Linked DNA regions of Homo sapiens: region 2 is linked to region 1. A link is an interaction called in ENCODE POLR2A ChIA-PET data of the cell type or tissue named here. Cell type or tissue: CD4-positive, alpha-beta T cell. All regions are shown on one strand. Links, peaks and the distances in the headings refer to the core of each region. The heading gives the core; the rest is flanking DNA.

Region 1 (6,671 bases), core at 1,875-4,374:
ATAGGACACAGGCTCATGCCTGTAATCCCAGCACTTTGGGAGGCCGAGGTGGGCAGATCACGAGGTCAGGAGATGGAGACCATCCTGGCTAACACGGTGAAACCCCATCTCTACTAAAAATACAAAAAATTAGCCAGGCTTGGTGGTATGCGCCTGTAGTCCCAGCTACTTGGGAGGCTGAGGCAGGAGCATCGCTTGAATCCAGGAGGTGGAGGTTGCAGTGAGCTGAGATCGCACCACTGCACTCCAGCCTGGGGGACAGAGCAAGACTCCATCTCAAAAAAAAAAAAAAAAAAAAAAAAGGGGCACAATAAGTATTGGAATTCATTGAAATACCTCCTGTTTCTCCATGTCGGAGGGCTGGTATCATTAATGATGTCTAAAGTAAGAGTTATTTGGTTATTTGCAGTTTTCCCTTCACATTAGCATAAATTTGGAAGGCACAGGCTTGAGTTTAACTTTCATCTCTACTTTCCTGGCTGCTGTTTTGAGAAGATTTCTTCATTTGTACAATGTGGATCATAATGCACATTCATAATCCCTTGTCTGTAATCTGAAACCCCAAATCCTCCAAAAACCTTAAGTTTTATCAAAAAATAAAAAAGTTTGACACCAAAATTTATTTGGTGCAAATGCCTTATCTGCATAGATGGGAGGTTTTTAGCTATCTTTGTTTCACTTAGTGTGGATATTAATGTTGCGCTGCAGAAATATTGATGAGATTGATTTTGGGGTGCTGTTCCATTTTCTACTGGAGTGTTACATAATACATGATAAGAATAGTACTTAGCATATTCATGTTTCTCTTCTTCCTTCTGGGCACAGCACCATACCACTCTTAGCATTCTGATAGTTAGGTGGTACCATCTGACTGAGTTCTGGCCAGTAAAATGTCAGTTCCAATGATGTACAATCGACCCTTGAACAACACTGGGGTTAGGGGCACTGAATCTCCACGCAATGGAAAATCTACGTATAACTTTTGCCTCCCCAAAAACTAAACTACTAATAAGACTGTTGATCGGAAGCCTTTTGATAACATAAACAGATTAACATGTTTTGTAAGTTAAATGTTGTATATGCTATATTCTTAGAGTGAAATAAGCTCCAGAAAAGAAATTGTTACCCAGAAAATCATGAGGAAGAGAAAATATATTTACTGTTCTCTGAGTGGAAGTGGATTATCACGAAGGTCTTCATCCTCTTTATCTTCATGTTGAGTAGGTGGAGGAGAAAGAAGAGGGATTGGTCTTACTGTCCCCGGGCTGGCAGAGGTGGAAGTAAACCTCTGTATAAGTGGATCAGCATGGTTCAAAGCCATGTTGTTTAAGGGTCAACTGTATATGATTTTTAAGCCTGATGTCTAACTTCTCACCAATCTTCCATTCTTGCTTTCTTCTATCAACGCCTACTAGAAACAGACGGTTCAGTGGAGGGGGTCTCCAAGACGCCAGAAGATGGTAAAACCATTAGAAAGCATGATTTAAGAGAAATTAACTTTTGTTGTCTTAGCCAGTGATATTTTGGGATTATTTGTGACAGAAATTAGTTCGTGCTGACTAACATAACTACATGCTGGACATCTTGCCTTTGCCTCTTCAAATCCACTCTGTTCTTTACCCTGCTGTGTACCCTAAGAGGCTGACCTGTGTAGAGGGTATCATTGGGCTCCCCTCCTTTCTGGCTTTCAGCTGGCCCATAGGGAATACAAGCGGAAGATTAGGGAGAAGAAAGAGAGTAAGGTTAGGAGGTATATATTTTTGGCTCCGTTTCTGCAGGGTCCCAGTGGGCTGGCTACATCCATCCATGCAGTATGGTTTTTGTTGGGTGACCCTCTCCACACAACCTACTCTGTGTCTGCTTTCTGCTAACTGCTTCCTGCACTCACTACTTCAGGTGTAGTATCACACTGTCTCTTAAGAGTTTCCTTAAAACCTGCCTTCTCCTTTATACATAATCTCTAATATCTCAGTTTGAATTTGCCACCTGTTTCCTGCTAGAACCTTAATTGCTACAAGCTGTATGTACACTGTATCATCTTCCTAAAATCACCAGGCATGGTGGGATGTGAGCTATAGTCCCAGCAACTCAGGAGGCTGATGTAGGAGGATTGCTTGAGCCCAGAAATTCAAGGCTACAGTGAGCTATGGATACCCTAACCTGAGCAACAGAGCAAGACCTTGTCTCTAAAAAACAAAAATTAAGTTAAAAAATTGTGTCTTTCTTTATATACTTACATTACTTTCCGTTGATCTGTTTTTGAAATGTTTCCAGAACTGTCTTCCCTCACGTATTGATTCTTCCAAAATTCTTAAGAAAATGGAAAAAAGTAATTTCTGAAAATGATGAGAATGATCATAAATTTCATATAGCACTTTCTTGAGAATTTCAAATTGCAGTTTTAATATTTTACTTTAGAAACAGGTCCAGTTTTCCCTTCTGTAATTTTTTTCTTTGGTCTTTTTGGATTTTTTGGGTTTTTTTTTTTTTTTTTTTTTTGAAAAGAACACAGAGATCTTTTCTTGAGTGATATTTGCACAGACATTGCCTTGGTAATTGAAGCTTTTTTTTTTTTTTTTTTTTTTTTTTTTTTTTTTTTTTAGAAAATCCTATTAAGTTTTATGCCATGTCTATGCTCATTGCACCTGTGCCTCATGTCTCATTCATTCATTCGTTTATTTTTTTATTATTTTTTTTTTTTGAGACAGAGTTTCGCTCTTGTTGCCTAGGCTGGAGTGCAGTGGCACGATCTCAGCTCACTGCAACCTACACCTCCCAGATTCAAGTGATTCTCCTGCCTCAGCCTCCTGAGTAGCTGGGATTACAGGTGCCTGCCACCACGCCTGGCTAATTTTCGTATTTTTAGTAGAGATGGGGTTTCACCACATTGGCCAGGCTGGTCTGGAACTCCTGACCTCAGGTGATCTGCCCACCTCAGCCTCCCAAAGTGCTGGAATTACAGGCGTGAGCCGCCGCGCCTGGCCTTCATGTCTCTTTTAAATAGGACTTCTAAAATTTTGAAATGAGGTCAGCTTCAGTGGCTCATGCCTATAATCCCAGTGCTTTGGAAGGCCAAGGCAAGAGGATCACTTGAAGCCAGGGGTTTGAGACCAGCCTGGGCAACATCATGAGACCCTGTCTCTACAAAGTACATTTAAAAAAAAATTAGCCAGGTGTGGTGGCACACACCTGTATAGTCTTAGCCACTTGGGAAGCTGAGGCAAGTAGATCGCCTGACCCCAGGAGTTCAAGGTTGCAGTGAGCTATGTTCCCACCACCGCACTTCAGCCAGTTAAGGGGACAGAGCGAGACCCTGTCTCAAAAAAATTTTGTTTTGAAATGAATTTATGTATGTTTGGTTATTTCTGAAAGCAGTTCAGGCCTACAGCCATACCACCCTGAATGCACCTGATGTTGTCTGAAAGCAATTCAGGTTTTCAGGATTAAAATTTTTATGCTACTAGGTTTGTAACCTATATTTAAAAGTAGAACATTTAAAACATTTTAGTAGTATATAGCACTGAAAAGTGGCTTTTTAGCGTAGACAGTTGTTTTTCAAGAAACTATTTTGTAATCCTAGCTACTTGGGAGCCTGAGGTGGGAGGATCGCTTGAGCTCAGAATCCAGTCTGGGCAACAAAGGAGAATTCCAGCCTCTTTAAAAAAAAAAAAAAAAGGAAGAAACTATTTGGGAGTTTTGTGAACAATGGATATGCAAAAAGACAGGCCATTGTTATGAGAGGCCTAATTGTGAGTACCTTCTAGAATTGTATATAAGCATGATTCTCTTCAATAGTAAAATCTCAGCCTCTTCATTTTAGAAATCTAATATAGGAAAAAGAACACATTTCTCCATAGTTGTAAAACATAGGTTCTCAGGGTGAATGCCCATCTTTGAGCAAGTTTGTCTTCCTAATGGTATAATACTGTAAGTCTGTTATCTAATTTTGGCTTGTTGTCACTTATTTTTCATAATCAAAGAAAAATGATTTAATTTTAAAAAGATGCTCTCCTTTCTGTTTTCTTCTCTTGGATGATAGTATCCCTATCTGTCTGAGTTTATAGAATCTTAATTTTTACCTGCTCTTACCACATACATCTGATTAGTCATTAAGTCTTACTGATTCTGCTTCAGAAATTTTGTTTTATGCTTCACTCTCATGCTACCAACTTATTTGGTAGCTTCAGCAGTTGTCTAAGCTGGGGTTGGCAAATTTTTTCTGTAAAGGACCAAATAGTAAACATTTTAGGCTTTATAGCCCATATAAAGTTTTTTTTTAATTTTTTTTTTTTTTAAAAAAGAAAGAAATGTAAGAACCCACACCTGTAATTGCAGCACTTTGGGAAGCCGAGGCAGGGTGGATCACGAGGTCAGGAGTTCAAGATCAGCCTGGCCAACATGGTGAAAACCCGTCTCTACTAAAGATAAATTAGCTGGGCGTGGTGGTGTGTGGGTATGTGCCTGTAATCCCAGCTACTCAGGAGGCTGGGGCAGGAGAATCGCTTGAACCCGGGAGGCAGAGGTTGCAGTGAACCGGGATCGCGCCACTGCACTCCAGCCTGAGCGACAGAGTGAGACTCTGTCTCAAAAAAAAAAAAAAAAAAAAAAAAGTAAGAATCATACTTAGCCTGGAGGCCATACAAAAATAGGTCACAAGCAGGCTGTGGGAAGGATATTGTAAGTGGGCCATACTTTGCTGACCTCTGGTCTAGGCTATTACAACAATTTCCTAATTGGAGTATTTGTCACCGGTATTTTACCCCGGTGTAAGATTGCCTCCATCTTACACATTACTGCCAGAATCATCTCTCTGAAATGTGACCATTTCACTTCCAGGTAAAATCTTTATGTGCTCCTTTTAGCTAAGTTTTCTTGCTTAAGGTATTCATGTATTACTTCGGGGATTTTTTTTTTTTTTGCCATTTCTTCATAACCATCTATATTATTTATTCAGTATTTTTATAGACTTTTTTTTCTTAAAGGAAAGTTTATACTGTGAATGGAAAATCAATATTGATTGCCATAACTAGAAAACCAACAAAAGGCAACAGTAAAAGGAAATATAGAACTATGAAATGCCTGTTTCATGTAGCACCCAATCATATATGTACTACATTTCAAAAAGTCACTGGCTTATAAAAATATTTTTTAGCATCTCATACAAGTCTCTTCATAATCTGTTATACAGCTCACCTTACTTGCACGATTGCTGAGCCAAAGCAGATCGAAAGTCATTTTGGTAAGAGGCTAGATGCTGACCTTGTATTCTGAAAATCTGATGATTCTACTGTTGTTGATGTGATTCCAAGTAAGCCTGTGTGAACTTCTGGGCTATTCTCAGGGAAGTGTTTATGACACATTGTTGAAGGTATCATCAGGGCAGTTGATCCAAGAAGACTCTAGGAGCTGGCTAAGCCACAAAGTCTGCCCAAAAAGCTCAGAATGACAAATGAATGTTTTGTACATTATCTCCACTATAATGCTAGAAAAAAGTCTTAAAAGCATTTGTCTCAATTGATCATTTATATGGAATAATACTGGTTAATCATCTTAAATCATCATAGTGTTGGGTAATGTCTGTAGAAGGATGCTTTAAACTCTACTTGGTGCTTCAGCTATGCTGACCATCTCACCATTGCCCCCTTTGCCATGCCCTGACATCCTCACATGTCTCTCTGCTTTTGCATACTCTTTTCCACCTGGTTTGAATGCCCTTCCTTTATCATGGGACATTATCCTTTCCATTTAATACCCATCTTGATAACCTGACTCTGACCCCCTAGGCAAGTTTAAAAAAAAAAAATTCATTGAAATGAAATTCACCCTTTTTGAAGTGTACAATTGCCTGGGCACAGTGGCTCACACCTATAATCCCTGCACTTTGGGAGACTGAGGTTGGGAGAGTCACTTGAGTCCAGGAGTTCGAGACCAGCCTGGGCAACATAGTGATACCCTGCCTCTACAAAAAAAATTGCAAAAATTAGCTGGATGTGGTGGTTGATGCCTGTAGTCCCAACTACTCAGGAGGCTGAGGTGGGAGAATCACTTGAGCCCGGGAGGTTGATGCTGCAGCAAGCTGAGATCAAGCCACTGCACTCCAGCCTGGACAATGGAGAGAGACCCTGTCTGGAAAAAAAAAAAAAAATCTTTTTTTTAAGTATACAATTTTGGGCCGGGCGTGGTGGTTCACGCCTGTAATCCCAGCACTTTGGGAGGCCGAGGCAGGTGAATCCCGAGGTCAGGAGATCAAGACCATCCTGGCTAACACGGTGAAACCCCGTCTCTACTAAAAATACAAAAAATCAGCTGGGCGCGGTGGCAGGCACCTGTAGTCCCAGCTACTTGGGAGGCTGAGGCAGGAGAATGGCTTGAACCTGGGAGGCGGAGCTTGCAGTGAGCTGAGATAGCGCCACAGCACTCAAGCCCGGGTGACAGAGCGAGATTCCATCTCAAAAAAAAAAAAAAAAAAGTATACAATTTTGCATATTCAGAGTTGTGTACTCATTACCACTGTCTAATTTTAAACATTTTCATCACTCCAAAAAGAAACCTCATAGCCATCAACAGTCACTCTCCCCTTTCCTCCTGCCCCCCCTCAGCCCCTGGCAACCACTGATCTACTTTCTGTCTCTATGGATTTGCACAGTTTAGATGTTTCATATAAGTGGAAT
Region 2 (5,068 bases), core at 2,509-5,008, 310 kb before region 1:
CTGTCTTATTAATAGCTATCATTCCAATAAAATGTTTACTGTCTTTAAAAGTTATTTTATTTATATAAAAGTTATAAATTGCAGCATACTTTTCTTTTGTTTGACTGCTAATAGTAATTATATTGATAATTAAATCCAGGGGAAAAAATTTACCAAGAGCCTTTTTGTCACAGGAAGTTAAGAAGAATTAAAAATTTAATACACATACATACTTTTGTTGTAGAGAAGTATTACAAAGTGATAAAAGACTTTCATGCATGAAATATATTGCTTTGGAATGTAATTCTGTGGAGGAAATGGAATGGAAATACAAGTTCAGAAAGATAAAAGAATGACAAAATTTCTTTTTTTTTTTTTTTGAGACGGAGTCTTGCCCTGTTGCCGAGGCTGGAGTGCAATGGTGCCATCTTGGCTCATGGCAACCTTCACCTCCCGGGTTCAAATGATTCTCTTGCCTCAGCCTCCTGAGTAGCTGGGATTACAGGTGCCTGCAACTACGCCCAGCTAATTTTTTTTTGTATTTTTCGAACTCCTGACCTCATGATCCGCCTGCCTCGGCCTCCCAAAGTCCTGGGATTACAGGCATGAGCCACCGCACTCGGCCAAGAATGACAAAATGTCTGATGTAGGCTGAGCGCGGTGGCTCACCTCTGTAATCCTAGCACTTGGGAGGATGAGGTGGGCGGATCACCTGAGGTCAGGAGTTCGAGACAAGCCTGGCCAACATGGAGAAACCCTGTCAACATGGGGAAACCCCATCTCTACTAAAAATACAAAATTAGCCGGGCATGGTGGCGAGCGCCTGTAATCTCAGCTACTCCGGAGGCTGAGGCAGGAGAATGGTTTGAACCCGGGAGGTGGAGGTTGCAGTGAGACGAGATTGTGCCACTCCACTCCACTCCAGCCTGGGCAACAAAGTGAGACTCCATCTCAAAAAAAAAAAAAATCTGATATAAATGAAGAATTTGCTAATATATTTTTACTACCAGAGCTGACCACTCTCCCCCTTCCCCCTTTCTTTCTTTCTTTTTTTTTTTTCTTTTGAGACAGAGTCTTGCTCTGTCGCCCAGGCTGGAGTGCAGTGGTGCGAACTCAGCTCACTGCAAGCTCCGCCTCCTGGGTTCAGGTCATTCTCCTCCCTCAGCCTCCTGAGTAGCTGGGACTACAGGCTCCCGCCGTCACGCCCGGCTAATTTTTTTTGTATTTTTTAGTAGAGACGGGGTTTCACCGTGTTAGCCAGAATGGTCTCAATCTCCTGACCTCATGATCCGCCCGCCTCAGCCTCCCAAAGTGCTGGGATTACAGGCGTGAGCCACTGCGCCCGGCCCCCACTTCCCCCTTTCTTATAACCACTGCATGATTTTGCATAAAACTTTTAGGGCGTGTCCAAGAAAAAAGTTTGAAAACTACTGGTTAACTCACTCTTTCCAGAAACTTGGCTGTGAAATGGAGAAGAGGAGAGCTGGTTCCAGGGAGGCTCAGGTCAAAGGTGATTTTATTTTATTTTTTAATTTTTAATTTTTTTGAGACTAGGTCTAGCTCCTTCCCCAGGCTGGAGTGAAGTGGTGTGATCACAGCTAACCACAGTCTTGACCTCCTGAGATCTCATGGCTCATTACAGCCTCCACCTCCCTGGCTCAAGCAATCCTCCCACCTCAGTCTCCTGAGTAGCTGGGATCACAGGCCTGCGCTACCATGTCTAGGTAGTTTTTGTATTTTTTTTGTAGAGGCAAGGTTTCACCATGTTGCTCAGGCAGGTCTCGAACTCCTGAGTTCAGGCAATCCACCTGCCTCAGCCTCCCAAAGTGCTGAGATTACAGGCATAAGCCACCACGCCCCGCCAGTGATTTCATTTTTTAAGTTGGAAGATCTGAGCATGTTTAAGTGTTTAGTATCATGCCCGTTTTACAGAAAAAAAGAGGCTCTTAGAAACTACGATTTTACTCCGATGCGGAGATTCTAGAACAAGATCCAGGTAATACATCAGTCAGGATAGGCTAGGTTATGCTGTAGCAGCACACACCCACTAAATCTCAGTAAGCTGAATACATCCTAGTTTTCTTCTCCCTCTTACTACGTATCCTAGGGTGCGTTGGCAGGGAGTCTGCTCATCTTAGCCACTCAGTGACCCAGGTCACCGGATGATGGTTTCATCTCCATAATTGGGGCAGCTGGCAGAAAGGGATACAATGGCCGGCTCAGTCGCCTTTAAAGCTGGTGGGAAGTAACATATTACCTCTGTGTGTTTCAAGTGGGTCAGGGAAGTGCCAGTCCTACCATGTGCCCAGAAAGGGAAAGCACTGGAAACGTTGATGAGCAGCGCTGCCTACTCCATGACACTTCCAGTATTAGAAATAACCACAAACGCTTTTTTTTCTTTCTTTTCTTTCTTTTTTTTCTTTTTTTTTTTTTTTTTTTTTTTGAGACGGAGTCTCCCTATGTCGCCCAGGCTGGAGTGCAGTGGCGCAGTCTTGGCTCACTGAAACCTCCGCCTCCCGGGTTCAAGAGATTCTCCTGCCTCAGCCTCCCAAGTAGCTGGGATTACAGGCATGCGCCAGGGCGCCTGGCTTTTCTTTTCTTTTCTTTTTGTATTTTCAGTAGAGATGAGGGTTCACCATGTTGGCCAGGCTGGTCTTGAACTCCTGACTTCAAGTGATCCAAAGGTCGGCTACAAACTTGTATTATCTGATACCTACTTTGAGCCCAGGCCAGAAAGGATAAAGTAAAGCATGAGACGTTGTTAGTTCATTTCAACAGATTGGGGAGTTGTGGGTTTTAGTCTCTGACGCTTCATTGTTACCATGAGAGCCTGCAAGTTTTTCTTTTTTCTCTTTTTTTTTTTTTTAACCTCTTTGGGTCATCTGGGAGGACGTGGTGCTCTTTTAGCTCTAACATTTTCTGGTTGCAATGCGTTTAGGACTGGGATGCGAAGTGAGTGAGTGAGTGAGCCTTCTCAGGAAAACACTTTCTAGAATTTTGTCCGAGTGTCTGTTGGGAAACGCGCTTACATCCCGCAGAAGGCGGTAAGGACACAGCGCACAACTCTGCATTATACCTGCGAGTTAAAAAGCCAAGGGTTCGCTCACTCAACCTTGAATGCGCGTCAGAATCACCTGGGGGAGGTTTTACAAAATACCCGTGCTCCACCCAAGACAATGAAATCAGACTCCCTGCGAGCGGGGCCGAACATCAGCATTTTTGAGGACGCTCCCTGTGGCTGTGCATCGGTGATCTTTAATCCCCTGCTACTTGTTAGAGGAGCTGGATGACACTTCGTGGGCTCATTCTCATAAATAAGCTGCTGAATGGAGTCCTCTCCTCCCAAGAGTTGTCGGTGTTGCATCTTTTTTGTTGTTTATTTTTTTTTAAGCCAACGGACGAAGACATCCAACGGTGCTGCATCTTAATGGAGGGACATCCAGCTAAAGGGAATCTTGGAGACCTCCGCGGGTTTCTAGCAGCTCGCGGCATGTTGGTTTCCCAGGGCAAGAGGCCGCCACTGAAGGTCAGCTCTGTCTTTCCAGCTGGGCACTGGAGGCTCTAAGTCTGTTTTCAGCAGGATCGGAGGAAGGAGACGGGGTGGCGCCAAGGAAGGAGGAGAAAAGGCGGCCGAGAAAAGGAGGAGGGCAAGGGGAAGAGGAAGGGCGAGGGAGGAGCCTGAGGAGACTCGCCCGGCTCAACCCCGACGTCCGCGCCCCGGCCGCCTGTTGGCCATGGCGGGCCTGGGCCTGGGCTCCGCCGTTCCCGTGTGGCTGGCCGAGGACGACCTCGGCTGCATCATCTGCCAGGGGCTGCTGGACTGGCCCGCCACGCTGCCCTGCGGCCACAGCTTCTGCCGCCACTGCCTGGAGGCCCTGTGGGGCGCCCGCGACGCCCGCCGCTGGGCCTGCCCCACTTGCCGCCAGGGCGCCGCGCAGCAGCCGCACCTGCGGAAGAACACGCTACTGCAGGACCTGGCCGACAAGTACCGCCGCGCCGCACGCGAGATACAGGCGGGCTCCGACCCTGCCCACTGCCCCTGCCCGGGCTCCAGTTCCCTCTCCAGCGCGGCCGCGAGGCCCCGGCGCCGCCCGGAACTGCAGCGGGTAGGGAGGCCGGGCCCGCAGCTCCCCTGGCTCCCCCGGGCTGCCCGCCGCCTGACCCTTTCCCATGTGGCTCGAACCCCTTTCCTCAGCCGTTCTACTTTTACGTTCCTTTTCTCAGTCTAAAAGTCGAGTTCCGCTCTTCGGAGGCACTTTGGAAAGTTCATAAAAGTATGAAGAAGTAGAAAAAAACAAATTCCCCATCTTCCGAAAGCTTGTCAACTTAGCTGTTACACAGCTTGGCATATTTCAACTTCTTCCCAATCGATCTTCGGTCTCTTTCTCTGAAACTTGTAAAATTGTGGTAAGATCTATATAACATTAAAACTGGCCATTTTAACCTTTTTCTTTATTTCTTTGAGACGGAGTCTCGCTCTGTCGCCCAGGCTGGATGGAGTGCAATGGCGTGCGTGATCTCGGCTCACTGCAACCTCCGCCCCCCAGGGTCGAGTGATTCTCTTGCTTCAGGCTCGAGAGTAGCTGGGATTACAGGCGTGCGCCATCACGCCCGGCTAATTTTGGTATTTTTAGTAGAGACGGGGTTTCGACATGTTAGCCAGGCTAGTCTCAAACTCTTGACCACAGATGATCCGTCCGCCTCGGCCTCCCAAAGTGCTGGGATTACAGTCATGAGCCACAGCGCCTGGCCTCATTTTAACCTTTTATTTTTTTGAGACGGAGTTTTGCTTTGTGGCCCAGGCTGGAGTGCAGTGGCGCCATCTTGTCTCACTGCAAGCTCCGCCTCCCGGGTTCACGCCATTCTCCTGCCTCAGCCTCCCGAGTAACTGGGACTACAGGCGCCCGCCACCACGCCTGGCTAATTTTTTGTATGTTTTTTTCTTTTTTTAAAAAATAGGGACGGGGTTTCACCGTTGTTAGCCAGGATGGTCTCGATCTTCTGACCTCGTGATCTGCCCGCCTCGGCTTCCTAAAGTGCTGGGATTACAGGTGTGAGCCACCGCGCCCCGCCTATTTTAACCATTTTT

The links. ChIA-PET counts read pairs that join two places held together with the same protein. Peaks named below come from ENCODE experiments on the same cell type or tissue, not always from the same donor. Only the 100,000 strongest peaks of a DNase experiment are listed, where the experiment ranks them.
Region 2: POLR2A ChIA-PET joins it to region 1 with 10 read pairs; 4 of 35 experiments call an interaction of 5 or more read pairs at or near these places.

Annotation. Positions count from the first base shown.
Region 1 is chr17:31,275,931-31,282,601 of GRCh38, forward strand. All of the region lies in intron 36 of NF1 (neurofibromin 1), which reads left to right. Among named protein-coding and RNA genes, the nearest start is that of OMG, 18 kb to the right of the region's middle. In CD4-positive, alpha-beta T cell, for the core only: no CTCF peak of the experiment used is centred there; no DNase peak of the experiment used is centred there.
Region 2 is chr17:30,967,361-30,972,428 of GRCh38, forward strand. It overlaps RNF135 (ring finger protein 135), which reads left to right and starts at 3,679. Exons shown (of 5, transcript NM_032322.4): 1 at 3,679-4,085. The coding sequence starts at 3,714. RefSeq lists enhancers at 2,815-2,904, 2,965-3,024, 3,093-3,654, 3,305-3,554, 3,655-4,216 and 1 more and a silencer at 3,635-4,174. In CD4-positive, alpha-beta T cell, for the core only: a CTCF peak has its summit at 3,036; DNase peaks (open chromatin) are centred at 3,181 and 3,941; H3K4me3 peaks cover 1,668 bases.